Regions from separate parts of the Homo sapiens genome. Here all the other regions are linked to region 2. The links are chromatin loops, found by intact Hi-C in ENCODE. Cell type or tissue: endothelial cell of umbilical vein. All regions are shown on one strand.

What was found. A loop is a pair of places that touch in the nucleus more often than their neighbours do. Peaks named below come from ENCODE experiments on the same cell type or tissue, not always from the same donor. Only the 100,000 strongest peaks of a DNase experiment are listed, where the experiment ranks them.
Region 1: it touches region 2 in a loop (3-fold over the local background); 4 of 110 quality-filtered maps call a loop at or near these places.
Region 3: it touches region 2 in a loop (13-fold over the local background); 15 of 110 quality-filtered maps call a loop at or near these places.
Region 4: a loop joins it to region 2, with 4 times the contacts of the local background. A loop is called at or near these places in 5 of 110 quality-filtered maps.
Region 5: a loop joins it to region 2, with 9 times the contacts of the local background. A loop is called at or near these places in 4 of 110 quality-filtered maps.
Region 6: a loop joins it to region 2, with 9 times the contacts of the local background. A loop is called at or near these places in 2 of 110 quality-filtered maps.
Region 7: it touches region 2 in a loop (2.2-fold over the local background); 8 of 110 quality-filtered maps call a loop at or near these places.

The regions. Positions count from the first base shown.
Region 1 is chr2:164,536,822-164,540,821 of GRCh38, reverse strand. The region is part of intron 3 of GRB14 (growth factor receptor bound protein 14); the gene reads left to right. Among named protein-coding and RNA genes, the nearest start is that of GRB14, 83 kb to the left of the region's middle. In endothelial cell of umbilical vein, a CTCF peak has its summit at 2,373 (motif pointing right); a DNase peak (open chromatin) is centred at 2,401.
Region 2 is chr2:163,344,540-163,348,539 of GRCh38, reverse strand. No RefSeq gene overlaps it. Among named protein-coding and RNA genes, the nearest start is that of FIGN, 390 kb to the left of the region's middle. RefSeq lists an enhancer at 1-561. In endothelial cell of umbilical vein, a CTCF peak has its summit at 2,371 (motif pointing left); DNase peaks (open chromatin) are centred at 329 and 2,359; H3K4me3 peaks cover 163 bases; H3K27ac peaks cover 1,437 bases.
Region 3 is chr2:163,877,162-163,881,161 of GRCh38, reverse strand. No RefSeq gene overlaps it. Among named protein-coding and RNA genes, the nearest start is that of FIGN, 140 kb to the right of the region's middle. In endothelial cell of umbilical vein, a CTCF peak has its summit at 2,247; no DNase peak of the experiment used is centred here.
Region 4 is chr2:163,651,264-163,655,263 of GRCh38, reverse strand. The region is part of intron 2 of FIGN (fidgetin, microtubule severing factor); the gene reads left to right. Among named protein-coding and RNA genes, the nearest start is that of FIGN, 83 kb to the left of the region's middle. In endothelial cell of umbilical vein, no CTCF peak of the experiment used is centred here; a DNase peak (open chromatin) is centred at 2,333; H3K27ac peaks cover 851 bases.
Region 5 is chr2:163,153,102-163,157,101 of GRCh38, reverse strand. It overlaps the pseudogene RPL7P61. Among named protein-coding and RNA genes, the nearest start is that of KCNH7, 320 kb to the right of the region's middle. In endothelial cell of umbilical vein, a CTCF peak has its summit at 1,629 (motif pointing left); a DNase peak (open chromatin) is centred at 1,581.
Region 6 is chr2:163,551,969-163,555,968 of GRCh38, reverse strand. No RefSeq gene overlaps it. Among named protein-coding and RNA genes, the nearest start is that of FIGN, 180 kb to the left of the region's middle. In endothelial cell of umbilical vein, no CTCF peak of the experiment used is centred here; a DNase peak (open chromatin) is centred at 2,198.
Region 7 is chr2:164,493,549-164,497,548 of GRCh38, reverse strand. GRB14 (growth factor receptor bound protein 14) reads left to right here. Exons shown (of 14, transcript NM_004490.3): 10 at 59-175; 11 at 266-338; 12 at 454-541; 13 at 3,025-3,118. Among named protein-coding and RNA genes, the nearest start is that of GRB14, 130 kb to the left of the region's middle. In endothelial cell of umbilical vein, a CTCF peak has its summit at 1,754 (motif pointing right); a DNase peak (open chromatin) is centred at 1,848.

The sequences.
Region 1 (4,000 bases), 1.2 Mb before region 2:
CTGTAGATTCTGGGGATGCAGTATGAGCAAAACAGACAAAAAGTATTGCCCTTGTGAGTTTGCATTTTCACTGGGAGAGAGACAGGAAACAAGGCCTAATATTTGTTATCCCGTAGAGGATGATAAGCTCTGGGGAGGGAAAGCAGGAGGAAAGAGGGAGAGTGAGTGCTAGAGCAGAAGGGAGATGTGCTTTATTTTTTATTTATTTATTTAGAGACCGAGTCTCACTCTGCTCCCCAGGCTGGAGTGCAGAGGTGTAATCTCAGCTCACTGCAACCTCCACCCCCCAGGTTCAAGTGATTCTCCTGCTTCAGCCTCCCAAGTAGCTGGGATTACAGGAGCCTGACACCACACCCAGCTAATTTTTGTATTTTTAGTAGAGACAGGGTTTCACTATCTTGGCCAGGCTGGTCTTGAACTCCTGACCTCATGATCCACCCGCCTCGGACTCCCAAAGTGCTGGGATTACAGGTGTGAGCCACCACAACCAGCTGGGAGATGCACTTTAAAGAGGCATCAGAGAAAGCCTCCCTGACGGAGTGATGTTTGAGTAGAGAAATGAAGCACGTAGCAGGCAGGCTGTGCAATTAAGTGGAAGATTGTTCTAGACAGAGGGAACAGCAAGTGGAAAGGCCTGGACGTGGCAGTGTGCTTGTGTTCAGGAAGCAGCCTAGGGGCCATTGCACCTGGAGTGGAGTCAATAAGGTGGAAGGTAATGGGAGAGGACATCACAGAGTTGCCCCAGGACCAGATCGTGTAGGGTCTCATAGGCCAAGAAGTGGGCCTGGCATTTACACTGAGTGAGAGAAAAAGCAAGGGGAGGTCTTTGAGTCAGAGAAGAATATGATGTGATTTAGTTTTAAAAGTATACTACTAAGGAGACCAGAATGCAAGATTTGACCTTTTATTTTGCTTTTCCATCAGACTACCTGTGGCTCCCTGGAATGATCCCCACCTATCTGTCATTTCTACTAGCTGTACATGCAGCCATTGTACCATCTTCACACGTGGTCTGTTTATGAGATTTAGTGTTTGTGAGATCCTGAGGCCTCATAGGTAAGGATATTTTGACTTATAGGATAGATGAGAGTTGAGGGTTTTCTGCACTTTAGCTCACTTTTAGTGACCAAGATAAGCTTAGGCCAGTTTCAGAGACATTCCGAGTTGTGAATACATATGCTACTATCGTTGCTTCTCATCTGTCTAAACCATATCACAAGCTACTAAAAGCAGAAGGGGGAATACTTGAAATTCAAAATGTGGTAAGTTCCTGAACCTGAAGTCTAATTTCAGAGTTAAATTTTCTGTGGCAAAGGAAACTTCAATCTTATTAGTATTTTTTTTTTCCGAGATGGAGTCGCCGTCTGTCGCCCAGGGTGGAGTACAGTATGTGATACTGGCTCACTGCCTCCTCCGCCTCCCAGCTGCAAGTGATTCTTGCGCCTCAGACTCCTGAGTAGCTGGGATTTCAGGCGTGCACCATCACGCCTGGCTAATTTTTGTATTTTTAGTAGAGATGGGGTTTCACTATGTTGGCTAGGCTGGTCTTGAACTCCTGACCTCAAGTGATCCATCTGCCTTGGCCTCCCAAAGTGCTGGGATTACAGGCGTGAGCCACCACGCCCGACCGTTATTAGTATTTTTAATATAAATGCATATGTGTGATAGCTACTACTAGTGTGCATAGAGTATGTATTTTAATATCCATTTACATGCAGGAATACAAAGATCTAGATTCCATTAGATTCTGTAATCTGCATTTTCCACTGAAGCAAGTTGGTTTCTTCCCACCACAATATTTCAAGCAAATGTTCCTGAGATTCTGCGGTCGGTTTGCCTCTGTCTCACTCTACATCTCTCTCAGGAATGCTATAATTTAAATTGCAAACCACCAGGAAAACTTTCGTATAAACGTTCCTAACCCAGGTGGTAATGAAATTACTGAGATTGAACTGAGCCAACCCAGTTCACCTTATAGCAGAGCCAGATATTTATTTTGGCTGAGCGAGAGAGAATCATGCTAAAAGTTACCTGTTTTTGAATTTGTACAAAACATGAATTGTATAATAATACTATGTTTGGAACTTTGAATGCAATGTCCATGTTTCATATCCTCTACCTGTAATTATTAATATATGGCTGCTGAGAATTTTAATAGGCAGAGTCAGTCATGGAAGACAACTAAATATCTTGATTTTGTTATGAATCTCTGAATGGCCTGATTTTGGATCATATTATTATATGGTTCTACTTGTACACACACTTTGACAGACATTGAATTTAAAATGTCAGCACATCAACAAATATTTCTCCTTTCATGATGTAGTAAACCAGGTTTTGCAACTGGTGTGGTTTGCTTCACAGCCACTGGATGTCACTATAGTTCCCCAGATAGAATCCTCTGTGCTGTTATAATCAATGTAAGAGTAGGGTGGGGGAAAAACTTTAGCTTCAAGTCCTCTGAAACTTAATGGGATCCATGTTTGTCTTGCTCCCATTCTGATTCCTAATTGAAGCCATGGTATGAAGCAGTGGCAATTAACACAATACCTCAAGCGCATACCTACAGACTCCTCGGGAAGAGGAATTAATTGTATTTTAGTATCATTGCTAGGGACAGCTGAGATTTCCATTGTGAATATCATTGTGGAGTGGCTTTAATAAGCAAAATGAATGACTGGAGGCTTTTAATGAAACCATTTTAATGTGTGCAGCTATGCCCACGTGATCGCCTTAAGACAGAAGCGATGCACAGTGACAGTGAGGGAATGGTTCACAGCCTCCTGCTTGGAAGCTGCTCCTTCGCTCTTTTTTTTTTTTAACAAAGGAAGTACAAGTGTTTTTCCTCTTCTGGAGCTGACATGTAGTTGGACTTCCTGTGCAGTTTATAACATACCAGCCATCAGAGTTGTGACCACCCTCATCACAGCAGAAATCATTGTGAAGCCTTTGGGACATGTGGCACTGTGCTTCCTTCCATAAAGAGAACCATGTGCCCTGACCCTCTGGGCTTTCAGGAGACATGGTGTCCTGGTGGCACGCACAGACCGGAAATGGGCAATATGTAACTAGCAAAGATAGTAAGTGCCCACAACTAAATCTGCTTCTGATTCAGCTGATTTTTTCTTCTACATATTCTTATAGCCTCGGCTACATGAATTCAGGTCCGAGCATCTCTCCCCTCAGGTATTATGTTAGCCTCACAACTGGTCCTCCTGCCTCTGGTAGTACCAACATTATCCATCTGAATGCAGACCTGATTCTTTTTGCATTTGGATCCAAGGTCCTCTGTGGGGCTTGTAGCATCTTGTGACCTGTCTGCCCTTCATAGCTGCAGTCTTAATGTCTCACCCCTCCCTCCTTTTAGTTTATACATTAGAGAACTGCCTGCAGATGCCTGCATATACTACAGTTTCTACTCAGTTTTCTTGTTTGTGATGTTAAGAGTCACAGGAAACCCCTTCCTGTCCATCTTTACTTGGCTAACTGCTATGTATCTTCCAGGGCTTAGTTATTTTAGTTAAAAATGTCAGGAAAGTAAAACCCCAGCCTTTTCTTAAAAATACTTATGGCAATAAAGATGAAAACTCTGAGCTGTCCAAGCTGACTGATAGGTAACGTAGTGCCACTGTCCAGGGAGAGTGGAGAGAGAAAAGCAGTTGGAGGCATCCCATGCTCAGCCTTGTGAAGTAGAATCACCCTTTCCATCTATCTGACAGCAGGCCGGGAGACACACCTGCCTCTTACACTTGCCTGACTGCATGGCGCAAACTGCTGCTGCTGCTCCAGGGCTGTTCCTTGAGATGATCAGGATGCTTGCTGCCACCGTCCGTACTCATACACCCCTTGGGCAATTGCAAATCCTGAAAACAGCAGAGAGCTGCAGGAGGCACTAAGAGTGTTAGTGATGAATTGTGTCCTGGGAGGTGATGCTTCCACAGGACATACTATATAGGTGGGTGTGAGAAACAAGCCGTGTGGACAAGATTTAGATACAAGG
Region 2 (4,000 bases):
AAGCAGCTGCCGTGGCCGGCCCAGCCACAGTCATCTCAGTCCCAGCGGCGCGGCAGCCAACAGCGGCCGCCGCGGCGACAGCCCGAGTGGCAACAGCTGTGGGGAGGCTCGACTTCTTCCCTACGCCTGTCCGCGCCAGGAGTCAGAGTAGGGAGTCCCTATCGCTCCCATCTTCTGAGCAAGCAAATTCTTCTCATTCCTTCACTCGCGCCTTCTCAGCGTCAGCTGACCCGCTGCTCCCTCCCTTGCTTCGGGGATTGGCGCAACTGTCCGCCCCCACCGCACCGAGAGGCACGCGAATGACACCCGGGGTTGTTCTAGTAGTAGTAGGTGGGCCTGCGGCTTCAGGAGTGCGTTTCCTGAGCCAGCCAGACCTGGGCCTCTTCGGCCTCTATCACCCTGTTGGCTGAACAAAATGCCCGAAGGCGTTTTGGTGGTGCGATTGCCAGTGACTAAACAGGACCTTAATTTTCAAAGTTGATGGGGACAAACCCAGGCATAACTGGAGAGGGTGACCATTTCCAAGGCGTTGAAAGAAGACGAACAAATTAGGCAATTTCAGTATTATCAGAGACAGCATTATGACCCTTTTTGTTGTAAAAGGAACATAAATGTAGCTACAGATTGAATGAAGTTATAGGCCATAAAAGGGCAGGAGAGAAAAGGGAAAAGATAATAGGCACTGTCCATTTGAGCCTGTTACACTTACTGTTTCAAATCTATTCAGCTAGTGTTAGTGACAAATACATAATTTACCGGCAATAATAAATGAGGGAAGGAGTAAGGATAAATATTATGGAACGCAGCTGTGTGTTTAGAATAGTGACAATTGCTGTTTATTTGCTTTTCACTTATGAAAATTACACAGGGCAAGGTCATATGTGAGACATACATCTTTATATTATTTTTTCTCATATTTTTGAAAGTTAGGGTGAGTGGAAGCATTCAACTTTATTTTCCTTATTTAGATAAGCAAATATCAACAAACCTTTCTTAAAAGTGTAGATTTCTTTCTATTAAATACTTAGGCAAAACTGATTGTACTTTTTTTTGGCATTTAGAGCCATCTTGTTTACCTTCAGTAAGGTTATCTTATAATGATTGCTAAATTCTATCCAAAAGCTTATAATATTTCATATACGTTAACTTTAGCTCTCCCATTAAATTATGTATTTCTTTATGTACTTGGGCTTTTCACGAGGATTTTAGGCACATTATTCACTTGCTGGAAAATTAAATTGATTTATGTTTTTCCTCTTCTGTTTTTAAGTATAAACTCTTTAAAGGCAAAACTGGGGGTTTCTCCATAGGCCAGAAACTACTAGACTCACAATGATCCTTATGTAGATGCATTTTTGGTTGGACCAAACAAATAAGTTAAACTTCAAATTTTCAGTTTGTACACTTAGGGTAACTGGTTTCAATTAAATGGGGAAACACTTTTTTTTTTTAATGTTAAAGAACTTAGTGCCTTAAATTTGAAGAGGTAATTATTTGATGTGGTAACAAAAGAATATTAAAGAAGTAACAGTTTATTTTGAAATTTCAAAATGCATTAATTTTATATTTTGATTATTTGAAATGGAGTGGAATATTTACAAGTAAGATTGTATAGTCACATTAATAAATGTGATCAAGTTATTAATTTATATTAGAAAAACAATTATACTACATTTAGATAAATTATTTTACATAAATTTCAGCAACACTTTGAAGCATTTTATAAAAATTTGAAAAAAATTTCTTAAAGACAAGTGAATTGATTGTCAGATAGATCATTGTAATGTTTTTTCCAATGTACTATTAAGGAATTTTTATAAAATGATATATAAGATTAAATACAAATTTATATTTCATTAAGAATATTTTTTCAATAAAAGAAGAAGAAGAAAGCATTTATATATCTGTGGTGAGTTGGGTTAATATAATTTTTGTGTCTGATTTCATTTAGATATTTTATATTTTTATTCTTTGATTTTAGGATTTTGGTGGTTTTTTTGAGGTTTCACTTAATGTATACATAGGGTTTTATCCCTTATTGTCTCTTTTCATTAGAGAAAAATCAAAGATTTATTGACTCATGAGTTGATCATAATTTGTTATATTATTAAATCATTAATCTTTTCTAGATACAGCAATATTGCATGAAATTCATATTACAGTATTTTTATAAAATAACAAAATGAAAAACTGATTCATATAAAAGAAACAAACTTTTGCATCACATAGTTTAAAAATATGCATCATTTAAAATGTAGACTAAAATTGTATTTTATTTCTTTATAGTCAAACAAAAGCTCTCTGAATGAAGATTCAGGAAGAGATTTCTCGAGCTTTCTCTAAATTCAAAGTGCCCTCTACTGTCAAAAAAGTGTACTGCTCTGGAAGAGAAAGTGACAAATCTGAAATCAAAATCTAGACAGTGAGAGACAGACGGAAGAAAACTACAATAGGTAATGGCGCTGCCTCTCAGCCCTGGGGCGATGCAGTTTGGAATGTTCCATCAGTAAATAGTTACGCTCCCCTTCAAACTTAAAAGTTACATTAAAATTATTTGGAACTTTATAACTGTTGCTAAACTTTTATTTTCTTAGTCTTGCTTTTACAATGAAATTTTACTTTGGTGTTAACATATGATTTACTGTAAAGACTTGAACAATGCATATTGTGGACTACCCGACTAAACTTCAAAATTATGCATACCCAGATGTCTTTACTCTTGAGAAGTATTATTTAGAGGTTCTTTATGTATATATATACATATACAGTATTTTTATTTTTATCTTGGGTTTTATATATATATCAAAAAATAAAATATCATTACTATGACAAAGCTAAATAATCAGTTGATTCAGTGTGTGAAAAGAGATTTTTAGAAAGATCATGTACACAAATAAGGTGTTGCATATTTTGTTCATTCTTAAGAAGGTGTTTAAGCATTATGAAGACAGTCTTAAACATGCTCTGTGTATTTAGGTGCAAGCTTGTTACCTTCTTTTAATTAAATTCAGTGACCCAAAGAAAATTTTGCCGTAAGAAATTCAGGCTATTCCACAATGTTAAGTTGTATTTTGTAACATACTGAAAAGTAATGAAATTTAAGTTTTGCGATGGATATAGGTGAAAAATTTTAGAAATGTTTACTATGTTTTATCATATTAAAAACCATAATATGTTAATAAATGCAGATATGTTAATACAATATTAATATGTTACAATATATTAACAATGAGATAATTCTGATTGAATTCATAATTTTTATAATAATGCCAATAATTTGAAGTTAAATTAAAGAGGTTCTGACATAATTGAGGTGAGGGAAAGCAAATGATTTGTCAAGTCTCCAACATGTGTAACAGGCCTTGGTTAATTAGCTCCAGGAAATAGTTGGTCTGTATTTTAAGCAAAAGCAAAATAAAGATTTAAATAACTTGGGGAGGGATTTTGTATAAAAATCAAGGGCTATAGATTTTATATCAAATAAATATTGAACAAGTTTGCAGTTTAATCGACTGAAATCTATTAAATTGATCGAATTGATACCTACATATTTGTATTACATGTAGGTGTCAAATGTTATACAGTTTAGTGCAAGAAATAACTTTCCCAGAGGAAGTGAAATTTAGTGTATTTAAGTAAACACAAATAATGGAGGGAGCATGTTTGGCATCTGTATGTTTATGTATCTGCATAAATAACAATCTATTTACAACTTGAAAAAATTTTAGCAGTGGCTGTTGGGTGGGGAGAGCCTCCCTGTTTCCAGTACTTTTCTTCTCTGTTCCTCTTCAGTTCCTCTGGTTGACTATGAACTTTGCCCCACCCCAGATGTCCTTGCTGCCTTCTGTGAGGAAGAAGGGCATTTAACTAGCACTCAACATTAATGCCTTCCTGATAGATGGTTGTAATTAAGAGGGGCTTTTGTGTGCTGACAAACAAACAAATGAACATATAAATGAAAGAGAGAGGCAAAATTCAGCCCAAAGCAGTGGTTCTCTGG
Region 3 (4,000 bases), 530 kb before region 2:
GTGCTTTGGAGTGTGTCAGAGCCAGCTAATTGTCCTCCAACATCCACTTTTCTTTTCTTCTGAATTAACATAACTACACAATTGCAGCTGGGCATGTGGTCATCCAGAATCAAGACTGTAATTTCCATCTACACTTTCAGTTAAGTGTGGCCATGGAATGAAAGCAGAAATTTATATAACTTCTGGGAAGCATCCTTAAAAGTAATGGATGTAATCTTCTCCCTCTTTCCGTATTGCTGTATGGAACTTAGATGTAAAGTCTAGAGCACTAATATTCAATAAAAATATAATGCAAACCATAAAGGCAAGCCATGTAAGTAATTTTAAATTTTCTATTAGTCACATTGAAAAAGTAAAAAGAAACAGATGAAATTACTTTTAATAACTAATACATTTCATTTCATCCAGAATGTCCAAATTAGTATAACTTCAACATGTAATTAATATAAAAATTATGTAGATTTGTTACATTTTGTTGTATTAAGTATTCAAGTTTCAATGTGCATTATACACTTATAGCACACCTCCATTTGGACTAGCCACATTTCAAGTGCTCAAGAGTACCACTTGGCCAGTAGTTAACATATTGGCTACCACAAGGCTAGCTAGAGTTCCACCTTGAGGCTTTTAGCCATGCACAATGAAACAACAATATGGAAGAAAATCAGGTTACTTAAAAGTGGTGCCACATAAGTACATACTATTTACCCAGACTTCTACATGACAGAAAAATAAATTTTCATCTTCTTTAGGACAAAGTTACCTGAGTTTTCTTTCATTTGCAGTTGAATCTCATTCCCTTCTGCTTCACCAGAAATGTATTTCCTTTCTCTGCTATACATGTTACTGCTACCATTAATTTGATCTTGCAGAGTAAAGTAAAAGCAACCTAACCCAGGGAAGGTAATATAGCATAGTAGTTAAGAGCACAGACTCCAGTGTCAGGCTACCATCAGTTTGATTTCAGCTATATACTTACTAGCTGGTGACTTTGGGAAAGATACTTAATCTCTGTGCCTCAGTTTCCTCATATGTCAAATGTAGACAATAATAGCACTATCTCATAGGATTCTTATGGTGTTAGGAAAAGTTAACATATACAAAATACTGAGAACAGTGCCTGGTTCTCTAAGCTAGTTAGATAAATCTTCATCTACATACCCTCCTTATGACACTTAACTATTCAAGGTTTTTTTAATCTTAAAAAACAGTAATAATAGCAAATCTCTCAACTGTTTGTCAGCTAATCCTTTATGGCCAAATTAAGAGTCATCTATATCTACATCTGTATTTACTCACCTACCACGGATGGTTCAGTTCACAGTCTGGCTTTAATTTTTACCCCTCCACTATAACTAGTCTCCCTGAAATATCCACTGACTTTTGTTGCTAAATCCAATGGATTTCTATTACTTCATCTCTATTGCATTAGAGAATTAACCATTCCTAACTTTGAAATACTCTCTTTTATTGGCTCACTGAGTTTTGGCTAACTTTTCTCAGTCACTTCTGTGGGCTCCTACTTTTTCAGCATCCTCTACTGCCATTTTCATCTTGAATTTTCTTTTGTTCTCTTTCTCTGTGTGCTCCCTAGATTGTCTCATCATTTCCAAGGTGTTTACAATATCTCAAGCTCATATAACATTCCCGTGCTTTACATCTATATTGATATTTCCACTTAGATGTTCCACAGGAAGAGTATTAGTTTAACTTCCAAACCTATTACTCTTACTGACATTCCTATCTCAGTCAATGGCCTGAACACCTGCTAATTGCCCAAACCGAGAGTATGGGCATTATCCTAGACTCCCCTTTCTCCCTCAGCCCTAGAAAGCTATCAACTACCACGTCCTCCCAATTCTGTTCCTGGAATAAATCTTTATACTCATCTTTCGATATTCCCACTGCCATCACCCATTAAAGCCAACATTAACTAACATTTGAATTAATAGCCTCCTGTATTATCTCCAGTGGCCAATCTTGATTTTCTTTGATCTACTCTTTGCACTAGATTTCACAATCATGATTGTTGACTCTCTTGCTTAAAAACATCTTCCCTTGTTATATCAGAAAGAAGTCCAAATTTCTTAAAATATTTTGCAAAACCTGTGTCATCTGGTATCTGCTTGCTTTTCTAATTCCGTCATTCATTCCCAGTCTCCTCATACACGATGCTTTAGATTCACTGAAGTTATATACCAGCTCTTGGAACGTACCATGTCTCTCATCCTGTAGCCTCTAGTGGGCGCTGTTGTTTGCCACCCCAGGATGTATTCTTTTCTACTGAGTAGCAGCTTGATTTCTGGATGCTGTTGACCCCAGCTCCAGAAGAATACTGTGAATGCCCAAACCATTTATTGTGACTCCATCTCCAATGTCCAAGTATTGGTTCAGGAATATGCACATAAACTAAGTTGGTCAATCAAAATGAATCCTGTGCTTTTTGATTGACAGTTGGGAAAAAATTATTTTCTATTTTTGGGTGTGTAAATGCAATGTCTAAAACTGACCGTTGTTTTGCTACCACAAGAAAATCCACCTTCAGAACAAACTCAAAGCAGAGACAAAAAAAAAGAAGGAAATTAAATTAGAACTCTAATAAATTTACATCTGAAACCCTCTAGACTTTTTAGTAACATGAACTAATAAACTCATGATTATTCACTTGTCTGAGTTGGGTTACCTGCCACGTCTCCCATTTCTTCACCTAGTTAACTCCTATTCATTCTACTCTGGCCTTTATGTGGACACCACCAGCATAAATCTTTCTTGAAGCAGTGTTGGTGTCCCTTCTCTATACTTTCACAGCACCTTGAAACATCTTTATCATCATGCTCATCTCAATGACTTATAACTGCCTGTTTGTTCCTGTCTCTCATGAGATTAAAAACTCTGTCAGTCTCAACACCATGCCTTTAATGCTCATTGTTGTTTTTCTAGCATTTAACACACCTCCCAGGACATAGAAAATGCTTCATAAATATGTCAAATTAAATATAGTTAATAATTGTGGAGTACTTTCCATGTCAGAAACTGTGCTAATAATTTCACATATTTTGTCTTAATTCCTGGCTACAGCAATTCTATGACACATGTACATTTATTGTTAACTATTTTAAAGGTTTAGATATTGAGGATTAGAGAGTTTAAACAATTTATCCATGTTCGCCTACCAATATTAGAGCTGGAATATGAAGCTTGGTAGTCTGTCTCTATAGTCTTAGCCACTACATTCTATTGTCTTTATAAGAAAAAAGTAATATATAAGAATCATATTTAGAACTCTTCAGTATTTTTCCAGTACTTTACTGTTGAGAAGCATTTTTTAATTCTCTTTCCAAATCTCTCTTTGCAGGATCAGAACGATGGAGCAAAATGATAAAAGTTTCACTTTAATAAGGAATGAAGAAAAAAAACAAAAACTGTGATCAGATTCTGTACTCTCAGTGAAACATTCCACTTAGTATGTCATGAGGTTAAGTTTGGACTTAGTGCTCCCAATCCTCTATTTTAATGTAGTTTCTTCATATTTCTTCACCCAAAGATAATTTATAACTAACTCCAATTAAGTTGGCGTTTTGAGAAGGGAATTTTTTACGACTGTGAAATTTCAGAACATTGAACTGGTGCTTCCAGCCACAAAGCTGGGAATACAGGATGGACAGCATTACGGCTGCATAACATTCCTGACATAACTCAATGTTTATTTGTAGAAACTAATGCCCCAGAATATTCTCTTGGGACCTGAAATCTCCCCTTTGCTCTTTTCCCCTGGTAGTTGATTCTTACTGTCCACTATCCAACCATAATGATGTAAAGTGAAATCTATTTTGCTTGTGGGGGAAAAAAAGAATGGTTCACAACTTCACTCGGTTTTTTTAGTTAACATATTAACACTTGTTTCAGAGTAATGTATTTGAGTACTCACAGCACGTTTTGAAGAAACAATACATGAAGCAAGTTCTCTGTTTAATAGATGTAGTCTCTAACTCAAATAATC
Region 4 (4,000 bases), 310 kb before region 2:
TATGAGGTTTGTAAAATGAATGTTGAGGAACTATTTGGCATATGAACTGCTTCCAAAAGTCAAACGGTTTGTCAAGTGTTGGCTACTTCAACTTCAAAGAAGGTCATGGCCCGAAATACTGTATTTATTTACTAGCTTGAAAACCATTTCTTAAAATAAAATAAAACGTCTCTTGAGTATGTACACATGTATGCATGCACACACACCAACACACATTTTTAACACGGGGAATGTTTTAGCTTAAAGTCTTACAATAAAAGGTGGTTTACATTAAAGGACCTTGCTTCAACTTCCCATCCCGGGCTGAAGTGCCCTCTATGGTTTGTCAGTCTCCTACTGGTACGCTCCTCCTTTGGGAATAAAATCACCATTTTGCTCTTTTTTCACATTTACAACTTCTTTTTTTAAATTTTTTAATTTCTGTGGGTACATAATAGGTATGTATATATTTATGGTATACATGAGATATTTTGATACGAGCATACACATGTAAATGAGGTATCCTTCACCTCTAGTATTATCCTTTCTTTGTGTTATAAACAATCCAGTTCTATTCTTTTAGTTATTTTTAAATCTGGCCTATGAAAAATAACTCGGCCTAGAGTCTAGCACTGAATGGATGTTTATTTCCTTGCCTCTCCCCTTCGTCTTTACAGAAACATCCCAATCCATTTCATCCTGATCTTATTGGTGCTTACAAGTTAAATAGAACACTGAGTAACACTCCAGTTAATAATACCAGGAATGAAAGTGGGATCAGAGTTCCAACTACCCTACACAAATAGATCTAGGGTCCAGCATTGATGGTCTTGAAAATGAGTGAAAACCTGATTAGTATGTCAACATCTTCATCAATAATGTATCTTTTCTTAAGCACTTAGTTGGTGCCAAGTACTGTATCAAAATTAAAGCCAAATAACATGAGGTTCTTTGCCTATAAACAATTACAATTTAACAAGCACTTTTGATCATTCCAAAATGTCTTCTTTCAAATACAAATAAAATTATATAGTATATTAAATATTGCATAGCAATCTGTCCAAGATTCCGAAATGCAAGCTCCATGATAGTTCTAGAAATGGAATGAAATCAGTGATAGAAAGGGGGAAATAAAAATAATAGTTAATAAAATTATATGGGGAAGCTCTTATTTTCCATCTTCCTCCAAATCCTCGAGATTATTCATTCATAGGTCAAGCCAGATTCTCACTTCTTCAAAATGAGGCCTGGCTACTCTAGTTTTCAAATTATCCTTATATTCATATTAGCGCTTTGCTCCAGTTTAGCAAAACATTCATGCAAACTTAAGTCCAGAACCAGGGATTACTTAGATGACACTGGGCATAGATCTTTTAAAAAATCCTATTGCTTTTCTGTTATTTTTGAAATAAAAAAATTTTTAAGTGTCTCTAAAACTGTACCTAAAATTAAAAGTTTTTTAAAAAAAGTCCTGTAAAATAAATTCCTGTTGCACAAAATATTTTGTTGTTGTTGTTGTTTGCACTGACTTCCATCGTATAGATAGAGATTCATTGGTGAGGGGATGGGGTTACCCTGAATAGATTAAGATCACATAAATATTTTAAAATTGTATGCTTAAAATAGATGACTTTCTGATATAAAACATTAGCATTAGTACTTTAAAATATTAATACTAATGCCTTAAAGTAATCAATAAATCACAAAAGAAGCTGAAACCATAATTGGCTTCTGGAGAAAATTGATAATGTTATTGTCACATAACTTTCCCCTTAACAGAAACAACAATGTATTAAACTTTAAACAGAGCAAAATATTGCCTTCAATTTGTTATCCAAAATACTTTTTTTAATTTCAAAAATTTCCCCATTTTTAAGGTCTTTTCGTTGTCTTTTCATATAAGTGGCAAGCTTATATTTTAATATATTATAAAATGTATATAGTGCATAAACTCAAGAACTAGAGTGAATGTGTAGCATGGGTGGAGCATGTGCCTATTCTTATTTACTATTGCATTCCTAATACCTAACACAGGGCCTAAACTATGATAGAAAGAGGTGATATTTATTGAGTCCCTATTATATGCCAGTCATTATTTGAAGCACATTACATGGATGAGCTCATTTAATCTTCACAATAATCCTATGAGGTAGGTACTGCTTTACAGATGGAAAAAACTGAGGTCCAGAGAGGTGAATTATAATACCAGAGGTCATATGATTAGTAAGTAGTAGGGCTAAAATTCAAACTCTGGAAGTCTGGCTCCAAATCTTCTCTCTTAATCATTTTTACACTGTCCTGCATGTGTTAGGCAAATTTTAAGGATGTTGAATGAGTGAAAGAATGGGAGTAAACAGTATTCCTCACGCTATAGTAATTGGTCATTTCCTGCATGCACTAAGTGACAACTTCTGGTTGTTGTTACTGTTTTACCTAAAAATCAGGAATGATGATTAGAAATGAGGGTTTTTGGGTTTTTCTGTTTTGTTTTTTTGGACGGAAACCAGGGAAAATTATTCAGCAAATACAGACATTTTAGATAAATTATGGATTATAATAAGATTATGGAAGTTCAAAGTGTATTTGTGAAGCCCAACAGATAGGAGTGGGAATCATTCACACTTTTCTTCTTAAACAAGAAAAACTACATAAACTTCTTTAGCAGAACATATGCTGGTTAACCTAAGCAAAAATTTAGACTGTATAAATGTTTAAATGAGAAATACTCTATTATTGCCTAAATTTGGGTGAATGTATTTGCTCATAGGTATCTTCAGAGCAGTCAGTTTATCTAGTTTTTTTTGGTAGGATATATTAAAACTATGTAGAAAAATCCTATCCCTAAGTAGAATACTAATTTTCTAGATTGATTCTTAACATTTTTATTTAGTGAAAGTGTGTGTGTGTGTGTGTGTGTGTGTGTTTGTGTGTGTGTGTGTGTTGGTTAATGGATATGGTCCTGTCATCTTCCTCTCTTATGGAATTCTCTTATGTGAATTGCCTGACACTAAGTGATCTAAATTTTTAAATACAGGCAGAAAAGCTGTTATTTTTTATTTAGCTTTTACAGTGTAATGGAATTTGTGACAAGATTATTTGCTACAACGTTATTTTGTTCTTGATTAGTGTTCTTTGTAAAGGACCCCGAGCTATGTGTACAAAAGGCTGTATATGAGCTGCGGATAGAGGGGCAGGTGACCTTCATTCAAACATATCCAAGTAGTCATTAACAAAGTTTTAAGCATTTGAACTTCCTAACTGGAGGTATGACAACAGTAATTGCAGATGTCCTTAAGATAGCTGTACACATTTTGATCAATGAATATCCTAAGTTCACTTTGAAAGAAGCAATTATTACTAGGTATAAGGTTTGCTTAAATTATGTCCTTTAAAATTGGCATTTAGAAACTTCTTGGGCAACCCTAGCCTGCTGAATGCTTTGGTGCTAACAATAACATGGTACGGTGTTGTACAACATAAATACATTTGCCCACGATGTAATGACTTGCTTTCAAAAGTCTTTTATCTCCTAAACAGAATGAACTGAGTTTAGAGGCCCTACCAATATTGTAGCTCTTTGAGTCAGACAGTGGCCACCAGCAGAGTATCAACAATATGAATTTGCTTTAATAAAGGTTAGCTCTCATTTTTTAAAGCATTACATGTCTTATTGCATATAGAACATAAAATTTTGCAAAATATTTAAGGTAGCTTTGCCAGACAATCTCACAGCTCTGTAACTCCTCCTCAACTGCAATGCATTTCCTAAATTACTGATTTTCAAATGTATTTGAACAGTTGAACTTTTTTTTGTGTTGTTTTGTTTTTTGAGATGGAGTCTCACTGTGTCGCTCAGGCTGGAGTGCAGTGGCTTGATCTCGGCTCACTGCAACCTCCCAGGTTCAAATGATTCTCCTGCCTCAGCCTACCGAGTAGCTGGGACTACAGGTGTGTGCCACCACGCCTGGCTAATTTTGTGTATTTTTAGTAGAGACGGGGTTTCACCGTGTTAGCCAGGATA
Region 5 (4,000 bases), 190 kb after region 2:
CAGTGAGACCTGGTAGAGTTAAAACTCATAAAAGTATGACCTCCCCCACTGTACTAGTCTGTTCTCACATAGCTATAAAGAACTACCTGAGACTGGGTAATTTATGAAGAAAAGAGGTTTAATTGGCTCACTTTTCCACAGGCTATACAGGAAGCATGGCTGCAGAGGCCTCAGGAAACACAATTATGGCAGAAGGCAAAGGAGAAGCAGGCTTGTCTTCACAGGGCCAGAGCAGAAGGAAGATGAGAGATGGGGGGAGGTGAGACACACTTTTAAACTATGAGATCTCATAATAGATAACTCACTCACTATCACAAGAATAGCACCAAATGGGAAATTAGCCCCCATGATCCAATCACTTCCCACCAGGCCCCACCTACAACTTTGGAGATTACCATTTGACATGAGATTTGGGCGGGGACACAGACCCAAACCATATCACCCACCTTCCCATGACCGGGTCCTTCTGGAGCACTTATCTCTCAGGCTCTCTACTTCAGGCTTCCAAAGCAACTTACCAATTACAGTTCAGGTTTTCCTACCCCAGTACTTGTTCTAGGGGAGGATTCTGCTTATGGCCATTAAGTTGTGATTTTCTCTTTGTACTTATCTTGCTAATTTTGGAGGGTAGTAGTTTGTTCTGTAATCAAACTTCTCTGATGGATCTAAAATGAGTTGTTGATTTCTTTAGTCTGTTCAGCTTTTTATATGTTAGGATGCAGTAATGACTTGTAAGCTCCTTATGCACCAGAACAGAACCTGGAAATTCTAAATCTATAAGCTTTATTTTTTTTTCTTACATCTGACTTTGTAATAGAATTTAACTAGTCTCTTGAAATTAGTTGGATATTCCATCATCCTTTTTTGCATCTTCTGTTTGCTGGAACAAGTTTATAAAGAGTGATAAGTAGTAAGTATGCGTTCCTTAAATGTTTGGTAAAAAGTACCTGCAAAATAGTCAGGGTCTGGGGTCTTACGCAATTTTTAAATATTGTTCCAGGTTATATTTCCATATAACTTAATTAAATTATTTGAGATTTTTTTGTTTTTTGTGTGCTCAGCCATCATAAATCATTTTTAGTACCATACAGACACACACACACAGACACACTCACACAAAACCTCTGGGGCTTTGCACTTGTTTTTTCTCTTTTTGGAGTACTCTTCTTTTCATATATTTTGCCAGCTAACTCTTACTATTCATTAATTTTCTTTGATACTTTGCCTGCAATCAATAGCTTCTACCAGATGGTAGTGGTCATATATTATAGAGAACCATGCCTTGCAGAAAGCCTTGACCTCAGTCAGATCAGATTTGTATGCTATATAGAATCCTTCTCTTTTCTCAAGGCTCTTATCACACAATATTGTCATTCCCTGTAGACTCATCAGTATGTTCCACTAGTTCATAATCTCCTTGAAGGCAAGAGTTGTATCACCTCTTGATTCCTAATAGATTGACATATTAAGTCCTTAAAGTATTTGTAAAATAAAACATTCTGTACAACTAACTAGGTTACGGTGTTAAAGGGCAAGTGGTTGTTTTCTCCATACCTTTGCTTGATATTGACATTTGTGAAATTTTAATTGTTCAGTGTACACTTTAAGCAGATAACCACTACCATCTGGTGGCAATTACATGAATTACAGTCAATAACCTCAGAGTATATTTCAAGCAGGTAGTTCTCACTTCGGGGAATGGGAAACCAGACCAGCGGAGAGGTGGGTGACAAATGTGTTTCTCAAGTACTTAAAAGGTCAAAGTTAGCTCACTATTTTCAAAACATTATGGGCATATTCAGTGATAACTCCATAATCACATATTTTATTTGCAAGCACATGGTTCAAATATTCTTTAAAGATATTTTATTAAATAGACATTTATTTTGTTGTATTTTTCAACTGTATTGACTTTTTATCATTATGAAATCTCTTTTTTAATCTCTAGTTATTCTCCTTAAGTTTTACTTTAATATTAATAGAGCTACACTACTTTCTTTCAATTATTTTTTACATGGTATATCTTTTTCTATCAATCATTTTACTTTGAACTGATCTGTATCCTTATATTTGTAGTTTGTGACTATCCCTCTACCTGCTTCACTGGCTCCGTCTTATGTGTCAGGCAGTCTTCTAGAAGTGGTCATACTTATCTTCTCTAAGGCCATTCAAGACTGTTACTTTGCAATGCCAATGGGCCTCCAGTAGATACCTCTTGTCTTCATCAATGGGTGACATCATGCTCTCCTAGTTTAATACTAAGCTGTGACACTCAAGGATGTATATACCTTGGGCAAATGGGATGCTCTTTTTGTTCTGCATGTGGACTCTTGCTTATCCTCCCTGCTTGTGGCCGTGTGGGAAAGGTAACAGCATGGTCAGCATTGAGAGACATCAAATTCTAGGAATGCAGTGACTATAATCTACTGTATCATGAGGACTATGTAGGTGGAAGATGTGTAGTTTATGCTATAAAATTCCAATAGGACACTTAACATGACTAGAAAATAATTGTTCATATTTTCCTGAATACTCTGGGAAATTGTCAGTAATGCTTAGCTATAATTTTTAGAGAGCCACTGAATACTAGCATTCATTTGCAGCATAATGAATGATGTACCATCATAAGTAGTAATGTGACCAGCATTAAGTCAATGGTATTAAGATTTTGCAGAGGCAAGATACTGTTTTAATACAAACAGATTCTAAAAAGCCACAACATTGTGGTTAATAACAATAATGTCCTCTATTTTCTGAAGGTGGAAAATATGAAATTAGCCTGTATGGTCATTTGACAACTCACACAAAATAATTCATGAACCTGAATAGAAGGAGATGGTGTTTGGATACCATAAAAAATAATTGTATGCACTAACTGGAAAATAAATAAATTGATAAGTGCCTAATTTCTGTCCACTATTAAAAACCATCTTTATGATAAGTCTCTATGCCTAATATAAACCCATGAGTATTATAAGGCATTTTAAAATCATGTTGCAGATATAGAAAGGACCCTGTATCAAATATTTGCCTGATGTCCTGCTGACCGTAGAGGTGGCCCTGTTTCTAGGCATCTCTAATTAGATAGCAGGGAATTGTTTAGAAGAAGGATTATAGAGGGGAAATATACCTAATTAATCAAGATATAATTAAATGGAATACATTGGAAATTGTCCTGAGAGTGAGAGCTGTGATGTATACACACACTGATGATCCATAAATTAAAGGGAAGTACAAATTAGAACTTTAGCAAAGGGATAGCTTGAACACAGACCTCTGGTTTCCAGATCTTTTGAGTTTTCTTTCTAGGGTGATGCAATATAACATTCCAGAAAAGGCAAAACTATGAGGATGAAAAATGATCCATAAATTATAGTGCCAATCTACCATATCCAAAAAAATACTCTGGATTAAAAGAAAACTGAAACAGAACAGAGATTTCAAAGTAGATGGTGACCAAAAGAAGATACAAATTTTATAAGCCTTCAATTAGTCTATCTACCTGACTACCTATCCATCTAAAATAACTAAACTTTTGAAATAAACTTTAAGAATTTTTTAGATATTCGAGTCAATATTAAAAAAATATATATTGATAGAAGCCTGAAATAAAAATTTTACATTGTCTCAACAAAACACAACATGGTTGGTTAATGTGAGTGTTGAAATTGATATAATTCATATTAGATAGTATTAAAATGATAAAAAGGAATCAGATCTCTTTTTTGTTAATGTGGAGGAAACAGAGGATATGTTTTAAAATAAGAAAAGCACCCTGTTTTATGGCTGAAACCATGGAGGGTGTCAAAGAGAAGGAGGAGGTTCCTGCTGTGCCAGAAACCCTTAAGAAAAAGCAATGGGATTTCGTAGAGCTGAAGATCAAGCACCTGAGAAAGAATTTTGCCCAAAAGATGCTTCAAAAGGCAAGGAGGAAGCTTATTTGTGAAAAAAGAGAAGCACTATTACAAGGAATATAGACAGATGTACAGCACAGAAATTC
Region 6 (4,000 bases), 210 kb before region 2:
GTGAATCCTATTTTCATGGAGGATCTTGTCAAGTTAAGGTTTTAGAAGAGGATTCTTGAAGAAAAGTCAGAATGAATAAAGAGGTCCTTCTCCCTTCTCTGTTTTTTGGGAAGAAAGGAGCTAAATATAAAATGATTATAAAAATGAGTCTTCAGTTTGTGAGCAATTTAAAATGACAAATAGAGCAGAATGGTAAACTGAAAAGGTCTCTGGACTTGGAATCAGAAGAAATTGGTATCAGCCTTGACCATGTCACTTACTAGTGTGTGACCTTGGATAATTCGTTTCACATCTCTCAGCTTCTTGATTTCTTTGTCTTTATAGTGTGATAATAGCTCTTATTTTATACCTCACAAGATTGTTATTGAAACCAAATAAAATCCTATGTATAGAAAAATACCCACACAGATAGTAAAAATATATAGACAATGATAATGTTGTGGTTTTTACAATGTCTCTGCAGAAGTCAAGGAAGCTCAGGAGGAGTCTCAGGGGGCCAGCCAGGAAGATCTGTGCTTCCCCCTCTCCAAAGCAGCTCTACTTTTATCTTTTTCATCTGCTGTTGACACATAATATTGTATTTCATTGATTTTAAAGGTTCTGCTGCTAAGGGTAGAGTTTGAAACATATGTAGTAGAGATATGTACTCCTTAATCATGATAATATCAACTGCAGTGTGTTTAACAATATGCAGGCAGCTTTGAAAACATCAGACATAGGTAAGGATGTTATTGTGAGGTGAAGCAGGTGACCATATTTTAAACTTTTTGGCCTCACTTTACTAGTGTAAAATCTTAAAGTTTATACTCAACAATTATTGATGACCCCAAAAAGCTTATCTAGAAAATTCCAGAAAACACAAGAATGCACAAGCACACATTCCATTAGCCACAAGAGTGATGATATCATTGTATGTCATGTAGCCTCTGGAAAGTCAACTGAACACTCATGAGATAATTGAAGTGAAAAAAACAACAATATCTTAATATTAACTATGAAAATAAGCCTGACCTAGGCCAGGCGCTGGGGCTCACACCTGTAATTCCAACACTTTGGGAGGTCGAGGCAGGCAGATCACCTGAGGTCGGGAGTTCAAGACCAGCCTGACCAATATGGAGAAACCCCATCTCTACTAAAAAAAATACAAAAATTAGCTGGGTGTGGTGGTGCATGTCTGTAATCCCAGCTACTCGTGAGGCTGAGGCAGGAGAACCGCTTGAACCCGGGAGGCAGAGGTTGTGGTGAGCTGAGATGGTGCCATTGCACTCTAGCCTGGGCAACAAGAGCGAAACTCCATCTCAAAAAAGAAAAAAAAAAAAAGAAAACAAGCCTGACCTCAATAGTTTTAGAGACTTCCCCCCAGGGAAACTGAGACCACACTTTGAGAATCACTGACCTATTATTTTGATGGAAATACTAAGGTACTGAATTATATATTACGTCAGGTATGTATAGTTTCCCCTCTCTTCTTCAGGCTCGAAGGAAATTGGAATGATAAATGAGATTTACTTCAAGGAGATTTCATACAATGTTTTCAGTCCTATCTTCATTCTTTAAACCTGTGTTTCAAGAACCTTAAAAAAGTTGTTTTGGATTTCTTTCATTGAAGCATAACAGCCTTCCTTCCCAGGAAACAAAAAATAATCACAAATTTCAGTTAAAATGAAATTTGGACCTCTTGTTTATCTGTTGACAAAATGTTTTGATATGTTTACTTTTTCTTTTTAATTTGCATTTAATTTGTGTATTCTGGAAAATGAATCTTCTATTAGACAATAAAGTGACTTTTTGGGACAATAGAGGCATAGGGCATCATCTGTGAATACACACACCTTCGTCCTTTACCAAAGTGGCTCCATTCTGAGTAATCCTATGAGCAAAGCCTTGTAGTACAGTACTTGATTTCTTGAAACAACTCATTATAGTGCTTACTTAATATTTCAATAACACATTTTAATTGGTCACAATTGGTTCCTTTTGTTTTTCAAAAAAATGTTTGAGTTATCTGCCCATTTATAAGAAAAGACAAAAGCTTGTCAGTTCCCAAATGGACTTTCTCTTTGAGGACATCTGTAGCCTGAATAGTTTTAGTCCCTCCCAACAGGTCTCCTCTCAGCTGCTCTGTGTTTTTACATCTCTCAAGAGGGGTTAATTCTTTACAGCTGTATCCTGCCTTCCAAGAATCTCACATGTGCAAATTATTAATCTTTTTCTATTGCTACAGTAACTCCCTAGGCCATAAACACCCCCTACCTAAAACTGGCTCATTTCCAAAGAAAACTTTGGTATTCTTTCCCTGAAAAGATAATTTGACCTCATTCAGTTTACATTGTTATTTAGAACAATTGGTAAAATATAGAAATAGAAGCTTACTTTCAAACAATTATTTAGAAATATAAATTTAATCTGTAAGTTTAAATCTCTATCCACTGTTGTATAATTTAAGTCTGAATTTTACATTTTATTTATTTAAAAAATCAGGTTGCTTAAATTTTTCAAGAGTATACTTTTCAATATTTTTAAGTGGATACTATGCTAATTATATCACATAGTATTTGTTTTAAATGTTTTAAATAGAAGAAAACAGTATGTAGACTTTCCTTTAGTGTATGGAAGTTTTATTTTCTCAAATGTGGTTTTCATGCATTTATGTCTGCAATATATATCATGCATGTTTGGAGACATAAACATAATGTCCATTTGTAAGGAAGAAAACAATCTTAGGATATTATGGTAAGGCCATTTAGATCAATATACATATATATACCAATCATAGCCCAGCCTCTCAATTTAATATTAAATATACTAAATTATAAATTTTCGTATCCTTCAGGGTTCACTGTAAGATGGCCACTGCTTGACTATTTCTCTGTTTCCATAATCTACATTTTTATTTCTTCTTCATTCTTTAGCTACTGGTTGGATACTCTTATGACACCCCCAAACTTCAAAATAAATAATTTATATTGAAAGTTACGTATGTCATAATAAAGCATTAAGAGATTCCAGAAATTGCATTTCTCAGTGATCCATGCCTCTAGTGGTGTTCCAAGGCATAAGGCAGAGGGGCCAGTGATTTTTACCACCTGACAAGTGCAATAATCCCCCAGTACTGCAAGGCCTGAAGCATCTTATTGCTGTTATGAAATGGAATTTATAAATAAAAATAAGGAAAACAGCCAGAGCTATGCACTTCCTGAGCTTTACTGACATTGATATGACAGCCAATCAGAAATTTCCATTCCTGCCAAGATTGCCAAGCCAATAATTTTAGCAATAAAGCCTGTCCTAAGAAATATTAAAATGTTTTGCCTCTAATATGTATTTAAACACAAAAGAAGTTTAAAGGTAAGTTCGTTATAATTCAGACATACAATCATTTTAATATATACAGAAAACCTCCCTGTAGACCAATTAAAAAGAGCTTCCAAACAATACGGATTCTTAATTCACATAATATTATAACTCAAGCAAGTTACATTTCAACATTTTTAGATAAGCTGTATAATAGAGAGAAAAAAAGGATTAGAATAATAGTGACATTTGAATTGCATTTTGTATTATTTCAACTGCATTTTAACAGGCTTTATGAGTGAAAGAGGGAATAAGAATGCAGAAGAGGCAAACTTGTGTAGATTATTTTTCATTACATGCATTATTCCAGTTGAAAAATGTCAGTTGCTTGTCATGTTAACTAAGAATGCATTCACTATTGTACATATCTAGAGCCGGAGTTAAACTGAGAATTTTGCAAAGGACAGATACAAAGAAGTGATTTTTCCTTCTCTCTGTATATAAAAATAGAACTTTCAGAAATGTCATGGCTGACACATTTAGCTGCTGGACATTGAAAATCCTCTTTCTGACTCACAACCTGTGACTGGAACTCTGTCAGAGTAATCAAGAGATGTTATACCATAGAGCACAAACAGTAGGGGAGCCTTTGCTATTTGGCCTTGTTTTTAAAGCAAAAGAGATTTAAATTTGGATCACAACACTA
Region 7 (4,000 bases), 1.1 Mb before region 2:
ATTTGAAAGATAACTTTCAAAGAAATTTTCATAACTCAAATGTGTTTCTTTTTTCCAGAGAAGTATATCAGAGAATTCCCTGGTAGCAATGGACTTCTCAGGCCAGAAAAGCAGAGTTATAGAAAATCCCACTGAAGCCCTTTCAGTTGCGGTTGAAGAAGGACTCGCTTGGAGGGTACAAGTAGCTTCACATGCTTCAAAATATTTATGATTTCAGTTTGTTTCACCTAAAAACTTGAGATTTGTTTTCTCCTTCCTTGCTCAGAAAAAAGGATGTTTACGCCTGGGCACTCACGGTAGCCCCACTGCCTCTTCACAGAGCTCTGCCACAAACATGGGTATGTCTGTTCATAGTCATTGCCACTGAGTAGACGGATAGACATGGAAAGGACATGTAATGAAATTGCAGTCATCTCAAACAAAGCTTTGCATTCATCCATCCTATTTCTTTAGCTATCCACCGGTCCCAGCCATGGTTTCACCACAAAATTTCTAGAGATGAGGCTCAGCGATTGATTATTCAGCAAGGACTTGTGGATGGGTAAGTTTGGTATTTTTAATTTTGAGTACTTGTGAATTGGATTTCTCCTATAAGCAGAAATTATTTATTCCATAGCCACAAAGAGTTCTTGATTTGGGCTTATCATAAAACAGAAGTGACATTGTTCTATAAATGAGGTCATCACTGTATTCTAACAGTATCTATATTATACCTGGTACATAGTGTGTGTCTGGTATTTGTATATAAATGGACAAATAACGGAATAGAGTATCTTGTTCTTAACCAGTGATCACTAATATTACCCATTATGTCCTGATTCTAGCATCTCAGATATCAATTGATGGGGGAAAATGAACTTCTTTTTAAGTGTCAATATTTTGATTTGAACATATGATTTCGAAGTATGGTTTATATTATGACATTATGTCAAATGTATTTTTTTAGGTATGATGCAACATGTATTAAGTAAAAAGCTGTTTCTTAAGTGTTTTGAACACTTATTTTTTTGTGTGTTTACATCCCTATTGTCCTTTCTCTAAATTTTAACATCTTAAAGTAATATAGATCCGTGAAAAGAGTACCTTTCAACTGTTTCTCATGTTGTCTTTTAGTGGGGTACCATGGAATACAAAAGAGAAATATAAAATGTATTATGAAAGATTTATAATGTGAAGAATTTTATTTTTCTCAAATTACTCAGTGTTTCAGATACTTTCTATAATACTGGCTGAATTCCCTTTCCAAATGCAGTACAAATGAGGGAGGTTGTATTGTGGTTTAGATGAGTAATGAAATCATTATCAATTTAAACAAGTGGTGATGGGATCTTTTATCTTCAAAAGTTGGCTAATCATGTCATTATCATGACAAGATTTCAAGGTGATTTAATACTGAAATTTGGATAACAATGCTTCTTCACATGGAAGATTATTAATAGGAAGTCAGCATTTCCCCAGACTGTAAATAAGATATTTTAATACGTTTCTTTGCATGGAATGCAGTCTTTTTGGAAATAAATTTGAACAATCAGTAGAATTACAATCTGATGAAACCAAGAAAATAAATGAGTCACAAAGAATTATTAAAATGTTTTGAAAGATTGTAATTTTCTTTATTTCTGAGCCCAGTATTTATAAAGTGAATGAAATGATCGTATAAAAAAAGATACTATCTTATTTTTAGTATTTTTGGTATTCTTTTGGAGAGATGTGATGGTGCCAAGTGATCCACTAGGTGGTAGTGGTGATCTACTTGGGAATGGGAAAAGAATTACAGCTTGATTTACCAGTGAAACGCCCTTTTGTCCCATTTCCCAGTGATGTAATGTCGGAATCTCACACAGCACAAATGAAATGGATAAACTCGTCAGACATCTGTGATGCTTTAAATTTGGCTGCCTCTTTGCCCAGGCACAGTGAGATTCATATTGGATTCACCAGTGGGGATCATTTACACGGTGTATTTACCAGCAGTTAATACAAAACTGGTTTTGCATTGCACTGCCAGTGAATAAGAATCCACTTCTGGCAGCATTTTTCTCTTAGGCTGTTAGAGGCCATGTCTTGTTTTTCTAGCCTGACATTATAGAGGCTTTTCTGCTGCATTCTTCAAGGTTAAAGTATGTGTTTTTTGGATGATTTTTTTTACTTAAAGCATTTTGCTTAAATATTTAATAAATAATTTCAAGATTTTTTTAAAACAATATATTGATTTCTTTCTTGCTATTGTGTATGAACAGTTGAAACCAGAATCAAAAGAAAGGGTATCCAGTATAGAAGAGGGGGTTATAATAAAATAAAATTTCAGGCCAGGCGTGGTGGCTCATGCCTGTAATCTCAGCACTATGGGAGGCCGAGGCAGGCGGATCACTTGAGGTCTGGAGTTCGAAACCAGCCCAGCCAATATGGTGAAACCCTGTCTCTGCTAAAAATGCAAAAATTAGCTGGGCTTGGTGGCATGTGCCTGTAGTCCCAATTACCTGGGAGGCTGAGGTGGGAGAATTGCTTGAACCCTGGAGGCGGAGATTGCAGTGAGCCGAGAGCACTCCAGCCTGGGTGACAGAGCGAGACCCTGTTTCAAAAGAAAAAAAAAAATTCATTCTAAATTCTTACCTTCTTTCAAAACTTAACATGACCCAGAAGGTAAAATAACAGTATGAAAATGCCTTAATCTTTAGGCAAAACAGTTACATGTGAATACCCAGTTTCCCAGTGCAAAGAGAACGTAGCACCAATTGTTGATGCAGACATAACAGTGTATTGTTTATTGTGATCAAACAAACAATCTGACTAATGGGTTGTGTATTTAGCCTATTAAAATTACAGTAGCAGTGATGACAGCTTTATAGTGCAGATTATATTATACCATATTGATTGCCAAGTTGGATAATCCCACCCATTGAATACATAGTAAAGGAGTCCCCAGCTACATTTATGCATACACTTCTTGGATTTATTAATGCTATAGTTCTATGAAATCCATGAGTAAATATAGAAACATTGAAATTCCTTCTCTCTCTTTAGAGTTTTCTTGGTACGGGATAGTCAGAGTAACCCCAAAACTTTCGTACTGTCAATGAGTCATGGACAAAAAATAAAGCACTTTCAAATTATACCAGTAAGTAATTCGTGATTTCACATTTGTGTATTAGAAATGACCTTAATGCATAAGCTTTTGATCTTAATGCATAAGCTTTTGGAAACTTTGGTTTTCTTTTGGTCTTTTTATTAAATATAATTTGGCAGCTTGTGCTTTGACTAGAGTTAACTTTGGCAGAAATGATTTTATGAGCCTGAATTAATATAAGAAATACAGGAATTGTAAAAATTAAATTTTCCTTTTTCTATGAAATATGATTTAGCAATATTGTATAGACCCCATGCCACCTATTGTTAAAAGGGCACTAAAGCTTCTTTCTCCTGAATTCCACTAACGGCTCTTTAGAAAACATTACTTTAAAGCCTTTTCTCCTCTCTTCTCTCAAAAATGTTTTTTTTGTTTTGTTTTGTTTTTAATGGCTATGGCTAGAAACAGAGATTCTATGGAACTGGTGAAGACTTCTGAACACATTTTTAAAAGTTCTGTGATTCGGCTTCTCTGTGACACACAACTTGCTTTGGGATTTCTGTTGCCTCTTCTGCTGTGTGTCTGTGTGGGTGTGCATGTATGTATGTGATGTGTATAGTATATTGGAACTGAATGGTGGGGAGTGAAGATTCAGTCTTTTTGGAAAGGTATTCCATAGTATTGCTAAATTACTAGTGCGTCCTTTTGAATTGCCTCTTTTTGGAGTTATCCAAAGGCTATATAAAATATCCTCCCTACTTCTTTTATTTTGTGATCAATGTCCCCAGCAAATACGAATTGTTTAGTACCAGAAGACTTCACTGATTTAAAAAAAAGAAAACTGACAGAATGACATTCCATTAGCATAATATGTGATTACTTCAGAATAAATCTCATAAAATTATGTAAATATTCATTTTTGTGGCTAAGTAG